Regions from separate parts of the Mus musculus genome. Here region 1 is linked to region 2. Evidence: chromatin loops called from intact Hi-C (ENCODE). Cell type or tissue: heart. All regions are shown on one strand. Links, peaks and the distances in the headings refer to the core of each region. The heading gives the core; the rest is flanking DNA. Region 1 holds the start of Gm33308 (a long non-coding RNA gene). Region 2 overlaps Prkar2b (protein kinase, cAMP dependent regulatory, type II beta).

Region 1 (8,336 bases), core at 147-8,146, 280 kb after region 2:
ATGTCCCACACCCTGCATATGTGACATACTGAAAAGACATGGCCCCACCCTTACATATGTGATACACTGAACAGACATGCCCTCCACCCTTGCATATGTCACACACAGAGCAGACATGGCCCCACCCTGCATATGTGATACATTGAACAGACATGCTCACACCTTTACATAGGTCACACAATGAACAGACATGGCCCCACCCTTATATTTGTGACACACTGAAAAGACATGCCCACACCCTGCATATGTCATACTCTGAACATGCATGACCCCACCCTTGCATATGCCACACACTGAACAGACATGGCCCCACTTTTACATATGTGACACACTGAACAGGCCTTTCCACACCCTAACTTTTGTGACACACTGAATAGACATGGCTCCACCCTTACATATGTCACACACTGAATAGATATGTCCCCACCATGCATATGTGATACACTGAGCAGACATGGCCACACCCTTACATATGTCTCACACTGATCTACATGGTCCCACCCTTACATTTGTGACACACTGAATAGACATGCCCATACCCTGCATATGTGACACACTGAGTAGACATGACCCCACCCTTGCATATGTCACACACTGAACAGACATGCCCACACCCTAACATTTGTGACACACTGAATAGATATGCCCACACTTCACCATTTGTGACACACTGAACAGACATGCCCCTACCCTTACATATGTGACACAATGAACAGACATGGCCCCAACCTTACATTTGTGACACACTGAAAAGACATGCTCACACCCTGCATATGTCATACTCTGAACATGGATGACCTCACCCTTGCATATGTCACACACTGAACAGACACGCCCACACCCTTACATTTGTCACACATTGAACAGACATGGGCCCACCCTTACATATGTCACACACTGAACAGACATGCCTACACACTTACATATGTGACAGATTGAATAGACATGGCCCCACTCTTACATATGTGACACACTGAACAGGCCTTCCCACCTCCTAACATTTGTGACACACTGAATAGACATGGCTCCACCCTAACATATGTGATACACTGAACATACCTGGCCCCACCCTTACATATGTCACCCACTGAATAGGCATGTCCCCAACCTGCATATGTGATACACTGAACAGGCATGGCCACACCCTTGCATATGTCACACACTGAACAGACATGGCCACACCCTTATATTTGTGACACACTGAACAGACATGTCCACACCTTTACAATGGTCACACACTGAACAGATATGCCCACATCCTTGCATATGTCACACACTGAACAGACACGCCCCCACCCTTACATATGTGACACCCTGAAAAGACATGCCCACACCATTGCAAATGTGACACACTGAACAGACATGGCCCCACCCTTACATTTGTGACACTCTGAAAAGACTTGGCCCCACCCTTACATATGTCACACACTGAATAGACATGTCCCCACCCTGTATATGTGACACACTGAACAGACATGGCCCCACCCTTATATATATCACACTCTGCCCCTTTTACACATGGGACATACTGAACACCCCTGCCCAAGCCAACACCAGCAATAGCACTGAAGAGTGGATTTTTGAAAAATTTTCATTTCTTTCTCTTTATCGCTCACTTCTCATTGAGATACCAGCACTAATGTTTGAAGGAGGAATTCTGGGTACAGAGAAGAAAGATGAGGCAGAACAGAGCCCAGCTTTGTGCCTTGGTTCACTTTCTTCATCAACTCTGTGTCCAATCCCTCCAGGAAGTTCTCCCAAGCTGTCTCACTTTCCTCCTCCAACTGCTCCCAAAACCATTGATTGCCTTCTCATTTTCCTTAATTTGCTTTTGTAATCCCTAGGGTGGTATACTGACTGTGTCAGAGGTCTCTGTTTTCATACTGCAAACTCCCGAGAAGCAGAGACACGATCTTTTCTTCTTAAAAAGTTGTGCAACAACATGTGTTGCTGAAATTCCTTCCCAGGAGGAAACAGAAGCATCTACCCGTCTTCCTAGGGTTCCACTGACAAACGGAGACACCATCACCGTGATTCTCTGGGGTCCTAAGAATTTTATTGAGTTTCCTTACAGGGGTTATGTAGAAGGGTGTGAGTGTACCTCCCTTCCACAGGGCACACCTGGAAAGCCTTTACCCAGCAGGAATAAGGGCTTCCCGGGAGCATAGACAGAGTCGCTCTCTCCCTTAGACTATCCCAGTCCGTATATCCTATAGTCCCTTTCAAGGTCACGTGCAGTTAAAGCAGAATAGCAAGGAAAAGGTGGTAGAGAGATGGATACTGGATACTGGATACTCGCTGGATACTGGGCGAGGATTCTGTGACACGCCCCACCCCCAAGCTAGAACAATTCATTTGCAAGAGTGCCTAGCCCATCTCTCTAAGATGGTGGTTGCTTGTCGCAGAGAAGGCAGATACAACACTTGCTATACTCACTCCCCGGGGATGGTCACTGGATGCTGCCCAACCATCTGTAATGGGGTCTGATGCCCCTTTCTGGTATGTCTGAAGACAGCTACAGTGTACTCACATACATTAAATAAATAAATAAATAAATAAATATTAAAACAAAACAAAATCTCTGGCTTATTTACAACACCTCATACCAGGGAATGCTATGTAAATAACTCTATACTTTTGTCATCTGTGCAACCATCCTGGCAGGAAAGAAGATATTATAAAGCAATACCCATGTCTCTCCTGTCAGCTACCAGATAATGGATCTCAAGAAATTGCAGTTTCCCCAGAAATCGTATGCTGGAGGAAGGGAAAGACTGAAGCCTGAAGCTACCGGAGGAAGAGATTTCCCATGGTTCTGACAACTTGTCAGACCATCTTGCAGGGCAGATAGAGCCTAGACACTAACGGGCCAATGAAGTCAACCTTGAACAGAACTGCTTAGTTAGGCATGCCTTCGCCCTCTAAGCCCAAACCTGATGTCAAGACCCTGCAGATGGATCTGGGAGCCACTGGACTTCCTTATTTGTTCTTCCCTTTTCTGTTTTCCAGTCCTACTTGTTAGTGTAATTGACCTAGTGAAGACAGGTGACTGAAACCAAGGTTTTTGGGGCCGCCAGAATCCCAGGCTTTGACGCTAACATCTCCAGAAATGTTTAGAGAACGAAGTGTGTGTGTGTGTGTGTGTGTGTGTGTGTGTGTGTGTGTGTGTTTAGTGCAGTTATAACTTTCTCCCAACACCTTTAACCCATGTCCCTGGAGTCTGAGGGAACAGTGCCCAGTGTGTTTGCTGACACAACTGATTGTAGCTTTGCTGAGTCCTGCTGGGTCACTGACAAGCTCCGGGAACTCCTGGAAAGACAAAAGCCAGATTTTTGTTTCCAGTCACCTCATTTTATCTCTTATAATCTTACTTGGAATTGAACATAGATCCCTTTAAAAGTTACACCTTTAAAGGCTCATGTGTAAATTTTGCCACCCTGCCTTCAATACTCATCTTAAAACTGGAGACTTTCTAATGTGATTAGTAAATTAGTCTGTCAGAGTCCTAGGAACATTGTCTTATGCTGACACCTGCTGGGCAGGTGGAGAATAACAGATACCTGTAACTTTCTAGAAGCAGGAAATTTCTCTCTCCCATTACCTTCATCATAGCTTTAGGCTTGCCTAAAGCTTTTACTCTTTCTCCTCTTAAACCTGGGGTATACATTGGAGTTTGGAGTTTGGGTTTCTGGAGTGTAGCAATTCTATTGACACGATTATTGTATTGTTGCATGCCTGCCTTTCAGAACCATTGCCCCAGTGACGTGGGCCCAGAGAAAGTTCTGGAACCACTCTTCATATTAGATTCACCTGGCTGGTTGGCACTGTGAAGAGTTACTAGATCTGGGCGAAGCCTCCTAAGGGCAGAAGAAGCAGCCAGGGTTAGAAGCTATTTTCTTCAGGTTCTTCCAGGGAGCCACTGACCCACAGATGGCTTCGAGTGTTTTACCGCCCAAATAAGACCTTTGTTACAAACCATCTGACTGCTTCTATTTAAACATGTCATCTTTCATTTTCTCCTTAATGTCAATATCCTATTAATTCAATTCACAAAAAGTGGGATTCTGTGTGCCAGTTGGCTATATTTTGATGAACTCTCTTGTATGGCACTTTTTGCTTATTTAGTAAATTTAATAATGAAGTGTAGTTTCTAGAAGTTTCTGGAGAAAAGGAAGATCGATTTGGAGAAGAAGACAGTAGCCATCCTGTGAGCCAGTGGTGTGAAATTGTGAAATTGTTTAATGTGTAACTGGGCATGAATTGACCCTGCTGTTATCTGGGGCTTGGAGAAATGGGCTTTAGCTGAAAACCAAATGTACAGTCTGAGTGTGTCAAGTTTGGGCAGGCCATCTCAGGGGAGGAAAGGACATGGGGTTTGCATCCAATCAGATCCAGGTGTGAAAGCTGCCTGCTTACTAATTAGGGGACCCTGCAGCTACCTAAGTCTGTCGCTTCTGTTTCTTCACCCGAGTGTGGGTGAACAGCAGCACCCTGTTGTATAGTATTCTTGGTAATTCAGTGGTATCCTGCCTGGTGCATCAATAATATAAAGTTGTTTCCGTTCCTGTTTCAAAATACAACGTTTGTTTTTTGTTTTTTTTTTTTTTCTTCTTTTGTCTGTGCCTGGGCATTTTGTCCCCTACTTAAAATGCTAGATGCCATTTTTGAAAGGTCTGAACTCCCTACTCTTCTAGGTTTCTGCTCGCTACATTTTTTGCTGCAAATATTTCCTTGCTCTTGTCTTCTCAGACTTGAATTGAACTTAATAATGTCTGTTTATAGACTTTAAAAACTCGTCCTGGGGATTTGTTGATTAAGCAAATATTCATTAAAAGTAATCCTACACAGCACTAGCACCACAACTAGAGCAGTGAGCACAACAGAGCTCAATTCCTACTTTTATAGACTCGGGGTACAGAAATACAGGAAAATAAAACATATGGTTTGTCAAATGCTCATTAGGTGTTATGTGAAAAATAAGGTGGAAAGGGGGATGGGGAGGGAAAGAGGGAGGGAGGGAGACAGAGAAGAGAGAGAAGAAAAAGGAGAGAGAGAGAGAAGAAAGAGAGGAGAGAGAAGAAAGGGAAGAGTGAGAGAGAAGAGGAGAGAAGAGAGAGAGTGTGTGTGTGAATGTGTCTTTTGGAAGGTGGCTCACAGAGAGCTGTAGGCTCACCTGTGAGTCCCACATTTGCTGTGGTGACGTACACAGGCTAAGAAGTCCACTGAGTTCGACCCTGTTGGCATCAAGTGCTATTGGAGTGTGAGGCTGAGGAACTTCTACATTGTGTCCTGGCCAGGAGCGCACGCACTCCAGTCTTCATTCCTGGCAAAGGTGACTTGGGAGAGCATGTGGGAAAGGAGTTACTGATATGGCAGGGTCCTAAAGAACCCGTGGGCTTTCCTCCTCATTCCCCTCTTTATTTCTTATGATAGAACAGTGCATGAAGACTGTCAGGAAGATACATGCTTGACTAACAGGAAAAGGGCAGAGAGGCTCTCGGGCCCTTTGAGACTGCTTTTTGTGAGACAGGGCCATGCTGTTTTGTAAACTCCTCCATTTTGGTTGAACTGCGACAACTCCAGTAACTACAGTCATTTGATTCCTAGAAGAAAAATAACCTGTTTTTCTAGACCAGTGTCTCTCAACCTGTGGGTCACGACCTCCTTTTAAAGGGTCACATGACCCTTTCACAGGCATTGCATATCAGATATCTTTCTTATTAGGCACGTGCGTTATGATTCATAACAGCAAAATTACAGTTATGAAAGAGCAACAAAAATAATTTTATGGGTGGGGGGAGTCACCTCAACATGAGGAACTGTATTAAAGGGCTGCAGCATTAGGAAGATCGAGAACCTCTGCTGTACACTCTGGACTGCCCTGCCTCATGGATCTTAGTGATGGTTACCAGGAAGGATGCTGTTCAGTCACTTAACACTCTTTAACTGATGTCTCACCATTACTCTTAGGAATGGACAACAGCCAGCTAGAAAAGGAAACTTCTGACCTCCTTGCCCAGCTCCTCCTTCTGCCCTATGGCTACCCCACTGTGTTAGGCATCGATACCCAACCAACTGTGGATCCCCCTCCCCACAATAAAAGCCTGCACTGTCTTAAGCGTCTGGTTCCCATGTCTTTTTTTTTTTTTTTTTTTTTTTTTGGTTGTTTTTTTTTCTGCTGACCTTTCAGTTTTGGACAGAGCCCAGGGTTTAGGAAAGAAAGAAAACACAGCCTAAAGAAGGCAGAGGTCATGTAGGGACTTTTGGCCCTGGGGGAGTTGGCTTCCAAAGATTTTTTGGAAAGCTTGAAACAGCTTTAATGTTTTGCTTTTTTGAATTTGGGGCATTAGAATAGCTTTTGAGGGAGATGAAATCACGGGACGTGAGGCCATGACCACCATGCCTCCTCTGTCTCTTGTTTTTCTGTGTACTCTTCCAGGCCTCTCCTGGGGACCACTCTGCTACGTATAACCCTCCTGGCAAGCTCCTATGTCCTAAAATAAAGGAAAAAGAAAAACACAAAGAAAAAGAAGGCAAACTAATACAAAACCCCAAGGCTGGAGGTAGCCTGCATCCTGGCGAGGGCTGGAGTTCATTGCCTCTCCCATGCAAACAGACCCTGCTCTCAAAACGGGTTAGGGATGCTGTTATTTTGATCCTTTTGTTCTCAGTGTAAAAGGTACAGCCCTGACATCCTTATGACAGCCTTATGACCCATTTAATCCATATAAACCACAGGCCCTATTCCCAAATATAGCAGCACTGAGGATTAGGGCTGCAGCATGAGTTGGGGGACACACAGTCCAGTATACAGCACTAGGTTTCAGTAACGTAACAGGTATGTTACAGGCTATTTTCCAAATGACCCATTTGACAGACCTGGATGGTTCTTTTCTTTTTTATTAGCATACACACACACACACACACACACACACACACACACACACACACACACACACATTTACAAAATAATGGGTGCCATTGTAATACTCTCCTAAATGCATATTATGTATTTTGATTTTATTCATCCCTCCTCATTACCCTCTCCTGTCCAAACTCCTTTTCCAATGGCCTCCTTACTCTTCCCCAAAACTCTCTACTTTCCTGTCTTACGATTTTAAAGTCTAGATTCTGCATATGATAAAAAAAAGTACATGTCTTTCTGAGTTTGGCTTATTTTGCTTAACATGGTAGCCTTCCGATCCATTCATTTCCCTGAATATGACATGTTTATTTCTTATTTATGCCTGAGTAATATCCATTCATCTCTGGATACACACCTAAGCTGATTCTATAACTTAACTAAATGATGACACAATAAACATGGCACGCGACTACCTGTATGGTGTGCTGGCGTGGATTCTCATGGGCACATACTGAAGAGTGGTATGGTTGTCTCCTGGGCTATTTCTAGATGTAGTGTTTTGAGGAACCTCTGCACTGATTTGCAAAGTTATTTTTCTCATTTACATCCCCACCAGCACTAGAAGGGCTCTTTTTCCTCCTGCATCCTCACCAGCATCTACTATTGTTTGATTTTTCTCGTGATAGCCATTCTGACTAGGGTGAGATGAAATTCCAATTTAGCTTCAATTTGCATTACCCAGATGGCTAAGGATGTTGAACACATTTTCAAATACTTACTGACTGTTTTTTTTAAAAATTAGGACCTTTGATTGATTACTTTGTTTATTTATTAATTAGATTTTGTCTGTTATAAATTCTGGGTATTAATCCCCTGTCAGATGAAGACAGGGTTTCTTTTCATCTTTTCACTCCATTGTTTGCTTTGCTGTGTAGAGTTATTCAATTCCATACAATCACATTTGTCATTTCTTGTTCTTTCTTTCTAGACCACTGGGGTCCTCGCCTAAGCTAATGAGCTTGCATCTTGAAGTGTTTCCTGCAGCTTTGAAGTTTCATGACTTCCATCATCTTTGGTCTACTGTAAATTGACTTCTGTGAGGAGCAAGAGGCATTTTTCCAGATAGATATTCCATTTTCCCAGCATCATTTGCTGAAGACATTTTCTTTCCCGCCTTTATTAGAAAGCTAGATAGCCTCAGTTCATGTGCCTATCTCTGAGTCCTCTATTCTATATTGGTCCTTGCTTCTGTTTCCATGCTGGTCCAAGCTGATTTTGTGTCTGTGGCTCTGTAGAGTAATTTTATATCAAGTACTGTTATACATTTCTTTAGATAATCAAGATGTTTGTGGTTCCTCATGAGTTATATACATATTTTTTTTCAATTTCTATGAAGAATGTCATTGAATGTTTATAGGAGATTACATTGAGTCTGTGGATTGCCTTCAGTAGCATAGCATTTCACAATATT
Region 2 (8,336 bases), core at 56-8,055:
CGTGCCGTTTTAGCCTTCTCCTTTGAGGAACACAACACGTGGCATTTTCTCTACTACACAGATATAAAACGTGCTAGCCAGAAGTCCTTATGTCAATAGTTAAAGTAAGTCCGAACCCAGGTCATACTTTGTAAGGCTCACAGCACCTGTATGGTAGGAAGGCCTGGAATACAGACATAACCAGCCACCATGACCCCTACCTAAGCATTTGACAGTCCCGATGGCGTGTGCAGACGCTGCTCTTGGTTTGTTAGTGACCAGGGCAAGCTCTCCAAAGTACTGGCCCCGAAAGCACCGAGCGATTTCCACAGCTCCGTTCTCTTCAACTTCTGATTTACCCTAAGGAGCCAACAAGTCAGTTACATTGAAGTCTGAGATCGTTCTTTTTTTTTTTTTTTCTTTTTTCCATTTTTTATTAGGTATTTAGCTCATTTACATTTCCAATGCTATACCAAAAGTCCCCCATACCCACCCACCCCCACTCCCCTGCCCACCCACTCCCCCTTTTTGGCCCTGGCATTCCCCTGTACTGGGGCATATAAAGTTTGCAAGTCCAATGGGCCTCTCTTTCCAGTGATGGCCGACTAGGCCATCTTTTGATATATATGCAGCTAGAGTCAAGAGCTCTGGGGTACTGGTTAGTTCATAATGTTGTTCCACCTATAGGGTTGCAGATCCCTTTAGCTCCTTGGGTACTTTCTCTAGCTCCTCCATTGGGAGCCCTGTGGTCCATCCATTAGCTGACTGTGAGCATCCACTTCTGTGTTTGCTAGGCCCCGGCATAGTCTCACAAGAGACAGCTACATCTGGGTCCTTTCAATAAAATCTTGCTAGTGTATGCAATGGTGTCAGCGTTTGGATGCTGATTATGGGGTGGATCCCTGGATATGGCAGTCTCTACATGGTCCATCCTTTCATCTCAGCTTCAAACTTTGTCTCTGTAACTCCTTCCATGGGTGTTTTGTTCCCAATTCTAAGGAGGGGCATAGTGTCCCTAAGGAGCCAACAAGTCAGTTACATTGAAGTCTGAGATCGTTCTTTTTTAAAAAAAAAAATCCATATTTTCCTTGTGGATATGAGGAATTTGGGGGCTGTTTACCTTTCTTTTCATAGTAATTTTCACTTCTCCAGATTCTACAATGAAGAAAGAGTCTGCCAAATCTCCCTATTAAAACAAAAATGCAGGGTGAATGTTCAAGTTCCACAGCATCTCTGAAATCATGCCTTTGAAGCCAGCCTACAGGTTCCAGTCCGTAAAGTGAAGTCATAGACCAGACTACATCCTGAGGTTACGATAATTCTACAGTAACTTCTTAGGCATTCGAAATAATACATTCTCTACCAGAAAATATGGCAAGTAACCTCAAAATTTTGTGCTGAGCAGTTTACAAGAAAGGATAGCAGATGCTGTGTGTCCCAGGAGCCCCTCCCACCAGCAGGCTATGTCAGTCATTCTGTGTTCCCTGCTGTGTGTCCCAGCAGCCCCTCCCACCAGCAGGCTACGTCAGTCATTCCGCAATCCTAGGAAAGTAGCACTGTGTCCACCCAAGGCAACTAGCACTAGCACAGAGACTTGCCAGGAGCAAAAGCAACTGGGAGCTTTCGGAAGCAATAGATGAGCTTTTACGGCCTTCAGGCACCAAGCTGACATGTCAGTCTATGACAGTGTACTTCCGGCTCTGAAAAGACTGCTGGGAACGAAAGGCGCCTTCTCTACGTACACCCCCAGTATTCCTGGTTTTTGCATGAACTCTCGTTAGAAACCCACTCATTCATGCGCACCCTTCAACTGTCTATACAGCCTACTTTCTACGAGCTCTCTGGCTAGCAGGTACTGTAATACAACTGGCGCCCACTGGGAGTTCAGAAAAACATGAGGGTTAGAGGGGATTCTTATTAATGCATTCAGTGCTTGCACATGGTACAATGTGAACTCCTTCTGGTGAGTGTTATCTGGAAGCAGATCTCAAGAGCTAATCACGCAAAACTCATCTGCCTGTGGACCTGGGTTCTTGGTAATTTCATGGAATAGCCCCCACTTTTCCCTCTTACACAAGACATCTTACTCCCACTATACATGCGGATTTCATGTTACAAACTGCAAACTACTCAGCTAGGTAATGGTTTAATGCACAGTCATTAGAAATAAATTATATAAACAAAAACATCCAGATTACTTACCAGCTGCAAAAGCATTTTTGATAAGTTGTCTGGTGGAAGAAATATTCATTTAATCTAATACTGCGTACCAATTATGAAAACAAAGTTGAACCTTCTGGAATGTAAGCCTAAAGGAATGGCAGCTCAGTACCGTACCTGAGCAATGATCTGCTCTCCATCATTGTAAACTTTGGTGCCAATCACATCCACCACCTTCAGGCGTTCAGAAACCTACAAAGAAGAGCACCGTGTTAGAGACTGTGGTGTCTATTTCTGGTTATAGCTTAACTACATCTGGAATTAACTAAAACCCAAGAGGCTGGAAACACCTGGGAGGGATTATTTTCCCTTATGTCACTTGAAATGGGAAAACCCGTTTTTAATCCAGATTTTTAAGGTGGAAGGATGCATCTTTAATCCAGTTTTTGAGCTGGGAAGATCCACCTTTCACCCGGGCCACAGCTTCTGCTGCAGCCTAAATAAAGGGCGTGCAAGAAGGAAGCTCTTGCTCCCTCTGCCTGCTTGCCTTCACTCTCTCACACTAGCAAGTCCATTCCCAGCCTGGCATTAGAGCCTACTTCTTCAGGATTCTAGAGTATACTCAAGACCAGCTGAGATACCCATCCTAGTGGACTATTGGATTCTTGCACTTTCCATTAGGAGACAGGCTTTGTTGGACTTGTGGGAGCACAGCCTATAAGCCACTCTAATAAGTGGCAGGCATGCATGTATGTATGATATAAACTCTGTTCCTCTGGGGAAGCCTGATAATACACCGACCAATCACGTAGCCTTACCTGGTTTACATGTTTACAAGGGACGGCCTACATAGTTAAATAAACCCAACTGTTTTCCCTTGTGTAGTTGCTACATTAACTGCTAGAATCCTGAAGTAGACAAAATCGTATTTCTAGTTTCCTGTAAAATACCAGAAGACTCAGCCAACCCCCAGCCCAAATTTCCATATGGCAGCAGTAAAGCTATGGTGGAATGGCAGCTGTTCCCTTAGAGGGAGCACATGTTCTCCGATTTGCCAAAGTCCCTTCCTGGGTTGCTTTCTGTCACGTCACATGGCTCTATCTGACTGGATTACCTCCCTGATACATTCTATTTGAGGACAGGAGTTTCTAAAGAAGATCAGCTGTCTGCGCATTCCACAACATGGCCAAGTTTCTCCCAGGCATAAACCGGCGACTCACAGAGACACGACCACGCCAACATTTGCTATTTTACGACACCATGGGAACATGTACCTAGTTCTCTATAATCGCTTTCAAGAGAGTTCAAATATGAGGCTTTATCTATTATAAAATGTCTAGAAAAGCACTTTCACAATGAATTTTGGCAGAGCCGAATTTGTAAGGTAACGGTTCTTTCATGAACCTTCAAAGATAAGAAACAGGTGGTCTCACTGAGGAGGCATTTGAGCTAAGAAATGAAGGAGATTCATGGAGAAGCCATGGAGTTGTGGGGGAGGCTGTCCTAGGCAGACAGCACATGCATAGATCTGAAGGGAGGGCTGGCATGCGTATGCAACAGCAGGAAGCTAATGTCTATGGCAGGGTGGAAGTGCAGCAGTTAGCAAAGTTGTCTGAGAGGTACAGACAAGGGACCTCGGTGGCCTTCTTCAAAGTTATCCTGTCCTGGGAAGGTTGTTAGCAAGACTGCCCTGATCTGGAACTTAAAAGGATTCTTCTGTAGGTGGCTGATAAAAGTCATACAGGAGGCAATGAAGATACGGACAGAAGGTGGGGCTGGTGAAGTTAACAAAATGATTGGATGCTGAAGATATTCTGAAGACAGGGTAGAGATGATTTTCGACACATGAGTGCTAGTGGGGAGAAAACCGAGTGGATGCTGACCTGCTTACACTTGTTATCTGATAAACAGCTCCTGTAGACTTGCTATAAAGTCCAAAAAAGAGCCTTATTTCCAAAAAGCAGGATAAAATGTTGTTACATGTAGTAAAAGAAATAGCAGTAAAAATCTTATATCGCCATCTGTTCTTTTCATAGTAAAATATAATATACTTTAAAACTCTTGTTATCGTTATTACCACCTTCATTATCGTTATTTCTTAGGGTACTATAACACACACTCTGTGTGGAGATCAGGAGACATTTCCCACCTTCATATGGGGATTAAACTCAGGTTCCCAGCATGGCTAGCCTCACAAGACGGTCACAAGAACTTTTCAGGACACGAGTGCTTCCTAGCAAAGCAGCCAGCACAGCAGAGTGACAGCTCAGCTCACCTCTAGAGACTTGAGGAACGGCAGGGACTCGATAAAGCTCTCGTACATCTTCCTCTTTTTGGCATTGTTTTTTACAATTATTCTCCTGAAGGTCACCCTGTCCTAAAGAGAGCACAGCAAATACAAACGGAGTTACCGTTGGAACAAGGAATCCCTACAAGGCATACACAGTAACTAAAGACTTCAGAAGTAAAAGATTATAGCATAATTATAATCAACTAATAAAAAATTACATATTTTTATTTCTTTAGACACAAAATTTGCTATAAAACCATATAAAATTTTCTTTCTTTTTTCTTAGAAAAAGTAGCATTTAGACCAGTGATTCTCAACCTGTGGGCCACAACCCCTTTGGGGGTTTGAACAACCCTTTCACAGGGGATGCATATGAGATATTTACATTATGATTCATAACAGTAGCAAATTATAGTTATGAAGTACCAACAAAATCATGTTAGGATTAGGGATCACTACAACCTAAAGCATGATATTAAAGGGTGAAACCACTGATTCAGACAGAGTCCACAAGGAGGCACTGTCACCCTATAAAAAAAAAAAAATCCCAGTACCGTTGCCTCCCTGTAGATGGCAGGGTAACAAATTCAATTAAGTAGACAGGACAAGATCTGAATTTTTATATAAAAAACGAAATAGGACAGACTCAGTCTGGGAGTGTATTCTTTGTAGTATTATTTTCTTAAATATCTACTTCAGTAAGACATAAAGACACAGAAATAAAGGTACTGGCTCCCATGTTCTTGAAGTATACATGCATGGAAACGAAATCTACAAGAAACACTACTGTGAAAAGAATTAATCCAGAAAGAATTCATTCTTTATTAGGCTCTTTTTTATACCCATATAATATCATAATTTTCCTTTTGAAAATGTGAAAGTACAAGCAAACAGTATTCTTGGCTGAGGTCTTTTCCCAGAATTTACCACGTTTACAGTCTAATTGTTTCATATTTTTATGATCTCAGAAAATGCAGAACTTAATTTAGGAATGACAAAAATGTTTACACAAAGCATCTCATAAAGCTATGTTCCAGAAATTCTCATAAGATGTTTTCATTCTTATGTAAATATCCCATAATCACATAGTTTGGCATACACCAGTGAATAATGATACCATTTTAGTAAAATTAAAACTGGATATTACTTAATCAATACTTTGTTATGCCAATATACGACAGATATAACTCTAGCCATGGTGAACTGAATGTGTCCATCCTCAAGTCCGTGTGTTGCAATCCTAACCCTCAGCATGGTCCTTGGAGTAGGCCTTAATAGGTGATTAGGCCACGAGTGTGGAGTTGTCATAGAATTAGATAATTCTCATAAAAGACCCTTGAGAACTGCCTTGCCCCTCCCACTAATGAGGACATCTAAGAGCTGGCCCTCTTCCAGGCACCAAAGTTCTTGTGCCTGAATCTTAAGAGTTCTCAACCCCCAGATCAGTGAGATGTCGATGCCTGCGCCATCTTTGGTGGCTTGTGCTAACAGCCAGGCAGAATGAGACACTAGGAAGTTAAACATCTTGTTTCCAGAGTTGGTTTAGATGCCAGCTGTGCTTTGGCGCCAGCTGTCAAGCCTAATGGCCTGCCTTCAGTCAGCAGGGCACAAGTGACCTCTACATCTGGGTCCCCCAGTACACAAAATAAAAAGTAAATATAATAAAGCATATTTCTAAATTTTATGAGTTAATTCACAAAAATACTGAGTTCTTTTGAAGCCTGTCTCAGAACTTGCTGAGATAATTTTTAAAACTAAAGACGTTGGTTAATCAAAATCGCTACATGTCTGATGAAATAATTTATATCTATAAAAGTGTCCCATGTGATTGTCATATACAGTCAGATTTGGGAAGCAGGTACATTTTAAAGACAGACCTTTGTTGTTGTTAAAACAGAGAAGGCCTGAAATAGTTTAGCCATTTAGAAATAAATCATGAATTGTGTATCTCAGGAAGAATTGTCTATTAACTGCCTGCCATTTCACAAACCACTGTGACTGAACAAATCCAGGAAGCCCAATTTCAAAAGCTTTATTCCCAGTCACCTCCACAATGGCCTTTCTGAGTCACTGGTGTGGCCACGACTTCAGCTAATCTCTCAGGGCTAAGAGCTGCAGGGTGCTATTTCCAGAGTGAGGCTCTAAGATGAAGATTCCTCTCTGCCAACTGCTTCTCTTTACACCAGCACTTACAACCACTGGGCAGGCTGCAGGCTGTGGGATTCTAACATTTCCACTCTGCCTCAACTTCCCCTAGAAGTGACTGGGTATACAAATTATTCTTAAAAAGCAAGTTTCAAATATGATGAAAGTATGCTCATTATAATTTTCAAGATATTGCACTTATGCATGCCTCAAAAACTATCACTGTTTATAAATGTCAATAACATGGATAAAGCACCAAAAGAAATCTCTGAAATTTTTCTTAGAAGTTTAAGAACTGTGCACACAAAAACTCCGAGCCCTTGTACCTTGGTTACCATTAGCATCAGGGCTGAAACCATCCAGGCTTGGGGGGCAATCTGAAAATATGTGATCTTGAACTAAGGATGTGTGAAGACACCTAATTATTCTTTGACACCCTGACTGGCAACTCCAGTGGGACTTTTAGGGTACCCCTTCTGTATCAAGCAAGTCATGATGGAAACAAGATTGGCCCCACACCCCTCCCACCCCACACTCTGAGTCCTTCCTGCACAGAGATGTCTGCTCCGATGCGGCTCCTCTGTCAGTTTTAAGGCATCCTTAACATACTCGGGGGTGTGGTTCTTTCTACGTGAAAGAATCTCCATTTTTTTCAATCCCATAACTTATAAAAATGACTCATTTAATAGGCATACAATGACTACTTGGCTCCAATAAAAAAGAAGCTTGAAGTATCTTGTTTTTTTCTTTCGAGGGAGATGTTTTATGAGTCAAAGGCTGAGATGAATGGTACACTCTGTAACTCAGCAACCCTCTGGAACCGGACAGTTACAACCTCTTCTACAAAGAGCTGAGGGGGAAACCTAACACCTGCGTTTCATGAACACGGGATGTACTGTTTGGTGTCCCAAACAATCGTCCGGGTGGCCTGAGGTGACGTGTGACGCCAGGCAGTGTGGACACCTCCTGGGAGCTGACTCCAAACAAGTCCAGGCTCACCTGAGATCCCACATGTGCAATCTGCAGGGTTTAGGTAAGTGGGTTCCCAGGGGGGTCTGCAAGCTTACCAAACAAAGACTGAGAACCCCACCTTAAAGCCAGAGTGAGCTGTTAGCCCTTCAGCTCTGCGTTCTGCTACCTGGTGAAAGAACCCACACAGCTCCTCTAGCGCCTCAGCCAAAAATGTCTGTGAACCAACACTTAACAGAATTTCTACCATTCAGACTTTATTTAAAGATACAGCCTGAGAATCTCCTGTCTGAAATACCTGAGACCACCCCCCACCTACCCACCGCCCACTCTCCCCCCTCCTCCCCACTCCCAACTGCCCAGATCCTGAGAAATCCTAACGAAGAAGCTTGGGAGCATGTTTCAGGTCTAAACATGAACTTCATAGTTCATATATATCTCATATACATGGTCTAAAGGTAAAGTATAAGAAGTGTAATACGCCTTGCATTTTGACTGACCTGTAATAGTAGGGGAGGTATAGAATTTTATAGTTGTGGAATCATGTTGGTGCTCAAAAAAGTTCTGGATTGGGGGCATTTCAAGCTTTGAGTTTCTGGATTAGGAATGCTCAGTCCATCCTAGCATCCATGTCCCACCCAAAGACAATGGTCAGATTTGTGTAGAATCCCGGCAAGACTTTTTTTCCAGTATCGGAAATGAAAAGAACAGGTATTTTACTCTACAATGCCAATCATTGAATACCACTACCAAGAGAACTGGTTTGTTTGTTGTTGTTGTTTGCTTGCTTGCT

Evidence for each region. A loop is a pair of places that touch in the nucleus more often than their neighbours do. Peaks named below come from ENCODE experiments on the same cell type or tissue, not always from the same donor. Only the 100,000 strongest peaks of a DNase experiment are listed, where the experiment ranks them.
Region 1: a loop joins it to region 2, with 6 times the contacts of the local background. A loop is called at or near these places in 41 of 42 quality-filtered maps.

Annotation. Positions count from the first base shown.
Region 1 is chr12:32,242,510-32,250,845 of GRCm38, forward strand. It overlaps Gm33308 (a long non-coding RNA gene), which reads left to right and starts at 3,756. Exons shown (of 3, transcript XR_381433.1): 1 at 3,756-3,881; 2 at 5,210-5,332; 3 at 5,971-6,108. In heart, for the core only: a CTCF peak has its summit at 3,535 (motif pointing left); no DNase peak of the experiment used is centred there.
Region 2 is chr12:31,962,799-31,971,134 of GRCm38, forward strand. Prkar2b (protein kinase, cAMP dependent regulatory, type II beta) reads right to left here. Exons shown (of 11, transcript NM_011158.4): 7 at 4,415-4,516; 8 at 2,317-2,391; 9 at 1,100-1,165; 10 at 201-339. Among named protein-coding and RNA genes, the nearest start is that of Hbp1, 17 kb to the left of the region's middle. In heart, for the core only: a CTCF peak has its summit at 4,964 (motif pointing right); no DNase peak of the experiment used is centred there; H3K27ac peaks cover 785 bases; H3K27me3 peaks cover 321 bases.